Regions from separate parts of the Homo sapiens genome. Here region 2 is linked to region 1. Evidence: chromatin loops called from intact Hi-C (ENCODE). Cell type or tissue: PC-3. All regions are shown on one strand. Links, peaks and the distances in the headings refer to the core of each region. The heading gives the core; the rest is flanking DNA.

Region 1 (4,476 bases), core at 109-4,108:
ATAAATCACATTCCCACGAACAACACACAGGTGTGCCCTTTTCAACACATAGTTGCAAGCACTGGGTTTCATTGCATTATTAGTTTTTGAATGATTGCCAGTCTGATGAGTGAAAACTAGTAAGTCATCTTTACTCTCATTTTCTTTTTTTTTAAAAATATATATATTTTTATTATACTTTAAGTTCTAGGGTATTCATTTCCCTGGCTGATAGTGAAGTTGACCTCTTTTTCTTTTTCTTTTTTCTTTTTTAACTTCACTAGCAGGAAAGACCTCTTTTCATTATTTTATTTTATTTTTATTTTATTTTATTTTATTTTCAGATGGAGTCTCACTCTGTCACCCAGGCTGGAGTGCAGTGGTGCGATTTTGGCTCACTGCAACCTCCGCCTCCCAGGTTCAAGCGATTTTCCTGCCTCAACCTCCTGAGTAGCTGGGATTACAGGCACGTGCCACTAGGCCCAGCTAATTTTTGTATTTTTAGTAGAGACAGGGTTTCGCCATGTTGGCCAGGCTGGTCTCGAACATCTGACCTCAAGTGATCCACCCGCCTCAGCCTCCCAAAGTGCTGGGATTACAGTCGTGAGCCACCGGGTCTGGCCCGTTTATTTTAATTTTTTAAAGAGCTTCTCACCTGTGGCTGCCCATTTCAAAGATTATCTGCATATTTGGACACATTTAGGTTATTTGTGTCTTATTTGCAGAAGATCTTTGTATCTTAGGTGTATTGACCTTTTAGTTGTAACAGCTGTTATCTGGCCCAGGACTTGTACAAAATATCATTAACCCTGACACATCTGCATGCTTGAACTGGTCTCTAGACCCCAGTACTTCAACTCTTGCTGCCTACTGGAATCACTGGGGCAGCTAGGGTTGATATTGTGGAGGCCTGGTGGCAGGGCCCAGCTCCCCAAGATTTAGCTTTCAATGGTTTGGGACACAGAAATCAGGATATTTTTATCACAGTAAGATTCACATAATATAAAAGTCATCATTTAAACCTTTTTAAAGTGTACAATTCAGTGGCATTTAGTACGTTCACAAGGTTGTACAACCCCACCTCTATCTAGTTCTAGAACACTTTCACCCCCTCAAAAGGATACTCTATCCCCATGAGCAGTCACTCCCCATTCCCACTCCCTAGCCCATGGCTACCTCTAACCTACTTTCTACGTCTGTGGATTTATCTATTCTGGACACTCATGCAAATGGAATTATGCACTATGAAGCCCTCTTTGTCTGGCTTCTTTCACTCAGCATCATGCTTTCTTTTCTCTTTCTTTTCTTTTTCTTTTTTAAGACAGGGTCTTTCTCTGTTGCCCAGGCTGGAGTGCAGTGGTGTGATCATGGCTCACTGCAACCTCCACTTCCAGGCATCAAGTAATCCTCCCACCTCAGCCTCCTTAGTAGCTGGGACTAAGATGCACACCATCATGCCAGGCTAATTTTTGCATGTTTTGTAGCGATGTGGTTTCATCATGTTGCCCAGGCTGGTCTTGAACTCCTGAGCTCAAGTGATCCTCCTGCCTCAGCCTCCCAAAGTGCTGGGATTACAGGCATGAGCCACTGAGGCAGGCCTGTTTTCAATGTTTATCCACATTGTAGCATGAATCGGTACTGCATTCTAATTTTTTTGTTTTTTTTCTTGTTTCTTTTTGAGACAGAGTTCTGCTCTGTCACCCAGGGTGGAGGGCAGTGGCGCGATCTTGTCTCACTGCAACCTCCACCTCCCAGGTTCAAGTGATTCTCTTGACTCAGCCTCCCGAATAGCTGGGATTACAGGCACACACCACCATGCCCGGCTAATATTTTTGTATTTTTATTTTGTATTTTTTAGTAGAGAAAGGGTTTCGTCGTGTTGGCCAGGCTGGTCTTGAACTCCTGACCTCAGGTGATCTGCCTGCCTCCAGGGTTCCCTAACATGTTATTCCTAACATAGGGAATCTTCTTTCCTTTCTGGATCTTTTCCCTGATCTAGGAGAGAATTAACTAAGAGTCTGGTACCTTTTTAAGTCTGATAATATTTATAATCTATTCTCTCTGAAGCCTGCTACCTGGAAGCTTCATCTGCATGATAAAACTTTGGTCTCCACAATCCCTTATCTTAACCCAGACATTCCTTTCTGTTGATTCCAGGTCTTTAGATAATAATTCTTTTCAACCAATTGCCAATCAGAAAATCTTTGAATCCGCCTACGACCTGGAGGTCCCTGCTTCCAGTTGTCCCGCCTTTCCGGCCTGAGCCAGTGTACATTTTACATGTATTGATTGAGGTAAGCTCTCATTGTTGAGAGCCTGATTCTGTCGCTGTTCGGGGCACCACTATGTAACCTACCACGACCCCTGGTGGACTGAACAAAGGGGGCGAACGCAAGAATAAAAGACAAGAGACAAAAGAGTATATTTGGAAGAAGGGGTCGGGGGCACCTTGCCTCTAGTGGACAAGGGCCCTGAGCTTTACACAGCCCTCCGTATTTATTAGGCAAAAAAGATAGTGAGAAGCGGGGTGGAAGAAGGAGTCCAGGGGCTCAGTCCAGAGTAGGCTTGCAAGACTGCATTCCTCGAACAGCAGGCTCTAGATGTTGCAGTAGATAACCTCCACGCCAGAGATTGCCTCCGGCAAACCTTCTGTCGGCAGGAGCAGTCGTGAGTTTGCTCACATCCTGCATTCATGGTACACAGTTTGCTGTTTGATCACGTAGCCTCCGGTGGAATGCTGAGTTGGTCACGTCCCACGGGTCTTCGGCTCCCTACATCTCACGTCTCCCTAAAATGTATAAAACCAAGCTGCACCCTGACCATCTTGGACACATGTTCTCAGGATCTCCTGAGGGCTGTGTCATGGACCATGGTCGCTCATATTTGGCTCAGAAAAAATTTCTTCAAACATTTTATAGAGTTTGACTCTTTTCAATAACAGATGGTACTTTATTTTTTTAAATTGCCAAATAATATTATATTCTATGGATAACTGTACATTTATTTATTTGTTTATTTATTTATTTTGAGATGGAGTCTCGCTCTGTTGCCCAGGCTGGAGTGCAGTGGCACAACCTCGGCTCACTGCAACTTCCACCTCCCGGGTTCAAGCGATTCTCCTGCCTTGGCCTCCCAAGTAGGTGGGACTACAGGCCCCCACCACCATGCCAGGCCAATTTTTGTATTTTTAGTAGAGACGGGGTTTCACCATGTTGGTCAGGCTGGTCTTGAACTCCTGACCTCAAGCAATCCACCCACCTCGGCCTCCCAAAGTGCTGGGATTACAGGCATGAGCCACTGTACCCAGCAGGTAACTGTACTCTTAAGTAAAGAGACAGACTCGCTTTAAAGGAAAATATGAACGAAATAATAGTACAGGAGTTTGTTGATATGGGGTGAAGGTGGTATGCAAAGAAGATCAGATCTTGACATGGCGCTCACTTGCTCTTCCTTCAGATTCCCGTTCAAATGTCACCTCCATGACCTTCTGTCTGGGTGTAGAGTTTCCTTTTAGGTAATAAAAATATTCTGGGACGAGACAGAGGTGTTGGTTGCACAGCACTGTGAATGCACTAAATGCCAGTGCTTGAATATTTTAAAATGGTTAAAGCGCGGCCGGGCATGGTGGCTCATGCCTATAATCCCAGCACTTTGGGAGGCTGAGGTGGGAAGATCACCTGGGGTCAGGAGTTTGAGACCAGCCTGGCCAACATGGTGAAACCCCGTCTCTACTAAAAACACAAAAATTAGCCGGGCATGGTGGTGGGCGCCTGTAATCCCAGCTACTTGGGAGGCTGAGGCAGGAGAATCGCTTGAACCCGGGAGGTGGAGGTTGCAGTGAGCCGAGATCATACCACTGCACTCCAGCCTGGGCAACAAGAGCAAAACTCTGTCTCAAAACAAAAAACAAAAAACAAAAAACAATGGTTAAAGCGATACATTTGATATTATGTGTATTTTGCCACAATAAAAAAGCATCTTGCTCCCATGATTCTGTAACCCACTTACGATGTTTTATTTTTCTCCATGACACTTAGCACTAGCAAAAATATATATTGCAGTGCTATGTGTTTGCTTATCACAGCATTTCCGTACACAATGTCAGTTCCATGAGATCAATGACTTTGTCTTTGTCGGTGATGCTATTTCTAGCACCTAGTACAGCATTTGGTATTTGACAGAGATTCGATAAATTATTTTAATGCAATGAATGAGTGAACAAATCTATTGAAATTAAAATGCTCATACACTTTTTTTTTTTTTTTTTGAGATGGAGTCTCGCTCTGTCACCCAGGCTGGAGTGCAGTGGCGTGATCTCGGCTCACTGTAAACTCCGCCTCCTGGGTTCACGCCATTCTCCTGCCTCAGCCACCCAAGTAGCTGGGACTACAGGTGCCCGCCACCATGCCCGACTAATTTCTTTTTGTATTTTTAGTAGAGACGGGGTTTCACCGTGTTAGCCAGGATGGTCTCGATCTCCTGACCTCGTGATCCGCC
Region 2 (4,476 bases), core at 281-4,280, 200 kb after region 1:
CTTCCTCTCTGAGACCCCATACAGGTGAGTCCGCCCAGTAGGTACTGCAGAAAATGTTCAGAGGCAATATAAGTCAAGAATATTTACCTAGTGTTACCTGAAAGCCAAACTAGCCTAAGTCAAGCTGAGAGATTGATGTGTGTTTGTTTGCCTGGTTGACTAATTTATATTTAATATAGTTAATATGTTAAAAAGAGAAGTGTTTGTCATACTAAGCAATGCAGGGATCATTGCTGACAACTAAGTGATAATAAAGGAAGTTGATTTGGATGAGATTGAAGAAGGAATGGAAGACAAAAAGTGGTTCCAGTAAATTACAACACATACTAGAAATTTTGCAGTGAAAGAAGCAGGATAGTAGAATATTTGGTGTGGAATGATGTGCAATGAATTGAGAGACTTTGGAACAAATTTTAAGAGAGGCGTATTTGAGCATGTTTCTGTGCTTAACTGCAAAGATCCACACCAATGGATTACTTGTAAATTCCATCTTGCAACAGCAGTTCACAAGACATACATTTCATAGTCTCTTCTTTCATGTTGGATATTCACATGAAAAATAAATGTTATACAATAGGTCAAAATGAGAATACTAAAGAGTTTTTGCTTGCAATTATTTTCTTCTTCTGGTGAGGCTGGATTTGTTTGCTTTTTATTTTCTCTATTGCAAATTATGCAAGTTCCCTGCTTTCATGTTCTGACGTCTGAATGTTTTCATTCTTTTGACTGCATTCTTTCAAACAAGAAATTGTAGCTTTTTCACCAACTTTGCTGAATAATGTTTAATTTTTATGTATGTAGAGGTGTATATCAGGAAAATGTGTGAAAGTTTATAAGCGTTGTGTGCTCAAATCTGTTTGTCATAATTTGTTCCCACCTCTCCAATTGTTTTTTGACTTAGAAAATTCTTCTGCATCATTGCTAGAAATATATCATCCTTCATAAGTATTTCCATCTTATTTCACATCTGTTTTTGCTTATTGCTTCCTTTTGTAATTAGATCTATTTTTATTTTTAATTTAATGTTTTAATTTCTGTTTTGATTGACAAAAATCATTGCATTCTTGTGGGGTGCAGTAAGATGTTATTTTATTTTTATTTCTATTTTTATTTTTTATTATACTTCAAGTTCTGGGATACATGTGCAGAACACGTAGGTTTGTTACATAGGTATACACGTGCCATGGTGGTTTGCTGCACCCATCAAGCCGTCATCATCTGCATTAGGCTATCCCTCCGCTAGCCCTCCACCCACCGACAGGCCCCGGTGTGTGATGTTCCCCTCCTTGTGTCCGTGTGTTCTCATTGTTCAACTCCCACTTGTGAGTGAGAACATGCAGTGTTTGGTTTTCTAGCAATCCCATTACTGGGTATATACCCAAAGGATTATAAATCATTCTACTATAAAGACACATGCACACGTATGTTTATTGCAGCACTGTTCACGATAGCAAAGACTTGGAACCAACCCAAATGCCCGTCAATGGTAGACTGGATAAAGTAAATGTGGCACCTATACACCATAGAATACTATGCAGCCATAAAAAAGGATGAGTTCATGTCCTTTGCAGGGACATGGATGAAGCTGGAAACCATCATTCTCAGCAAACTAACACAGGATAAGATGTTATTTTATATGTATTCATTGTAGAATGATTAAAGGAACCTAATTAATGTATCGGTCACTTCATACACTTATCATGTCTTTGTGGTTGAGAACATTTAAAATCTATGATACTAGCACTTTGGAAATATATAATACATTATTCTCAACTAAAGTCATCATGCTGTGCAATAGATTACTAGAACCCATTCTTGCTAACTTTATATCCTTTATCTAATGTCTCCGCTTTCTGCATCCACCCCACCCCATACTCCAGTCCCTGGTAACCACTGCCTTACTCCTCTCTATCCCTATGAGTTTGATTATTTAGATTCTGCATATAAATGAGAATATGCAGATCTATATTTTAAAGCAGTAATCTACTGCCATCTTGTGGAAGATACTCTTTTGCACTCACAACCTACAATTGAATACAAACTAAAATTACATTCAACTTAAGATCTTTTTCGTAAGCATATTTGGATCCATTTATACTTAGATAGGAATGAAATTATGGCTTTAAATACTGTTTCTTCTACTGCTAAAAAAAGCGTATTTTAATTTTTTTACTTTTAAGTTCAGGGGTACATGTGCAGTTTTGTTACATAGGTAAACACGTGTCATGGGGGTTTATTGTACAGATTATTTCATCACCCAGGTATTAAGCCTAGTACCCATTAGTTATCTTTCCTGATCTCCCTCCTCCCACCCTCCACCCTCCAGTTGGCCCCAGTGTGTTTTTCCCTTCTCTGTGTCCGTGTGTTCTCATGATTTAGCTCCCACTTGTAAGTGAGAACATCTGGTATTTGATTTTCTGTTCCTGTGTTAGTTTGCTAAGGATAATGGCCTCTAACTCCAACCATGTTGCTGCAAAGGACATGATCTTGTTCTTTTTTATGGCTGCATAGTATTCCATGGTATATATGTACCACATTTTCTTTATCCAGTCTATCATTCATGGGCATCTAGGTTGACTCCATGTCTTTGCTATTTTGAATAGTGTTGCAATGACTATACGTGTGCATGTGTCTTTATAATAGAATGATTTATATTCCTATGGGTATATACCCAGGAATGGGATTGCTGGGTTGAAGGATATTTCTGTCTTTAGATCTCTGAGGAATTGCCACACTGTCTTCCACAATGGTTGAGCATTTATTTGCAGATGTTTGCCACTTTAATTTTGAATTTCTGACTCACGTCAGTAATTTATTTCATATCTTTTCTTTCATAAGTTTGTTTTAGATTTTCATTATTCAAATCTTACCTGGTATCCATTTCCTTTCTAATGCTGTAATTGGTGTTGAGAAGGGCATGGGAGTAACATGCACCCAGGAAGCCACAGCAGATGTGTATGTGTGTTCCGTATATATGTGTGTATGTGTCTATGTGTGTGTGTGTGTTTATGTGTGTGTGTGTGTGTATGATGCTTCAGAGTGAGAAGAAGTTTCAGACAAAGAGATCCTGAGTTACATATTCCAAATGACAACACAAAATATGAACGTCAGATGTGTATATGTGTTCCGTGTGTATGTGTGTGTGTGTGTTTCTTTAGGGTGAGAAGTTTCAGACAAAGAGAACCTGGGCTATGTATTCCAAAAGATAACTCATCATATGAACATCAGAACTCAAGGCCACAGCAGGAAACAAAGAGGAAGTTCATTGCAATTCATGGGGCGCCTTTGCAACCAAATTAATAAAGTGCAAATGCAACATCTGGACAGAAGGACTCCTTGTGTCTTCAGGTTTCAGCAGCTTCCAGGCCAACTCCTTCCTCAATATCCTCTGAAACCATCTCTCATTCCTCTCCTCTTGCTTGTTTGCCTGCCACACTGGCTTACTTGTTGGACTTGAACATCTGAAAGAAGAACACGCCTCAGGGTCTTTCATTGTCGTTCCTTCTGCCTTGCATACGCTTCTGCAAGGAACATGGTGACTCCACCCTGTCTTCATTGTGGTCTCTGTTCAGTTGTCACCTTGTCTACTGGTCTTACCTGACCACCCAATAAAAAATAACACTCCATCCACATTCTCCTTCTTACCTCTTTCTTCTTTTGTTTTATAACATCACACATTCATTTTCTGGACAGTGCCTGGAATATGCCAAAATCCACTTTATATTCCTCAAATGCATGAAAGATTTTCTCATTAAAACTTTAGAATACATGCTCTCTGCCAAGGACTGAAGGTAGAACATGTATTCCTGATTAATATTGTCAAAATTGGCCAGGTGCGGTGGCTCATGCCTATAATCCCAGGATTTGGGGAGGGCAAGGCAGGCAGATCACCTGAGGTCAGGAGTTTGAGACCAGCCTGGCAAACGTGGCAAAACCCCATCTCTACTAAAAATACAAAAACTATCCAGGCAAGGTGGCGGATGCCTGTGTCCCAGCTACTCAGGAGGCTGAGGCACAAGAATCACTTGAACCTGGGAGGTGGAGGTTGCAGTGAGTGGGGATCGTGCCACTGGCCTTCAGTCTGGCAACAGAGTGAGACTTTGTCTCAAAAAGTAAATAAATAACTAAATAACAATATTATCAAAATGCCCATAATACCCAAAGTGATCAAAAGACACAGTGCAATCCCTGTCAAAATACCAATGACATTCTTCACAGAAATACAAAAAAAATTGTATAATACATATGGAACCATCCAAGACCCTACATGGCTAAAACAATGTTGAACCAAAAGAACAAAGCTGGAGACATCACACTATCTGACTTCAAACTATATTATGAAGCTATTGTACCTAAACCAGCTTCGTGCTGGCATAAAAACATACACATGGGCCAAAGGAACAGAGACGAAAACCCATAAATAAACACATATTTACAGCCAACTGATTTTAGACAAAAGTGCCAAGAACACATATT

Evidence for each region. Hi-C counts contacts between places; a loop is a spot of excess contacts. Peaks named below come from ENCODE experiments on the same cell type or tissue, not always from the same donor. Only the 100,000 strongest peaks of a DNase experiment are listed, where the experiment ranks them.
Region 2: it touches region 1 in a loop (2.9-fold over the local background); 1 of 110 quality-filtered maps calls a loop at or near these places.

The regions. Positions count from the first base shown.
Region 1 is chr19:15,071,259-15,075,734 of GRCh38, reverse strand. No RefSeq gene overlaps it. Among named protein-coding and RNA genes, the nearest start is that of OR1I1, 8.7 kb to the left of the region's middle. In PC-3, for the core only: a CTCF peak has its summit at 2,378 (motif pointing left); DNase peaks (open chromatin) are centred at 1,174, 2,244 and 2,654; H3K4me3 peaks cover 972 bases; H3K27ac peaks cover 2,821 bases.
Region 2 is chr19:14,869,339-14,873,814 of GRCh38, reverse strand. No RefSeq gene overlaps it. Among named protein-coding and RNA genes, the nearest start is that of OR7A17, 15 kb to the left of the region's middle. In PC-3, for the core only: a CTCF peak has its summit at 2,013 (motif pointing left); no DNase peak of the experiment used is centred there; H3K27me3 peaks cover 1,178 bases.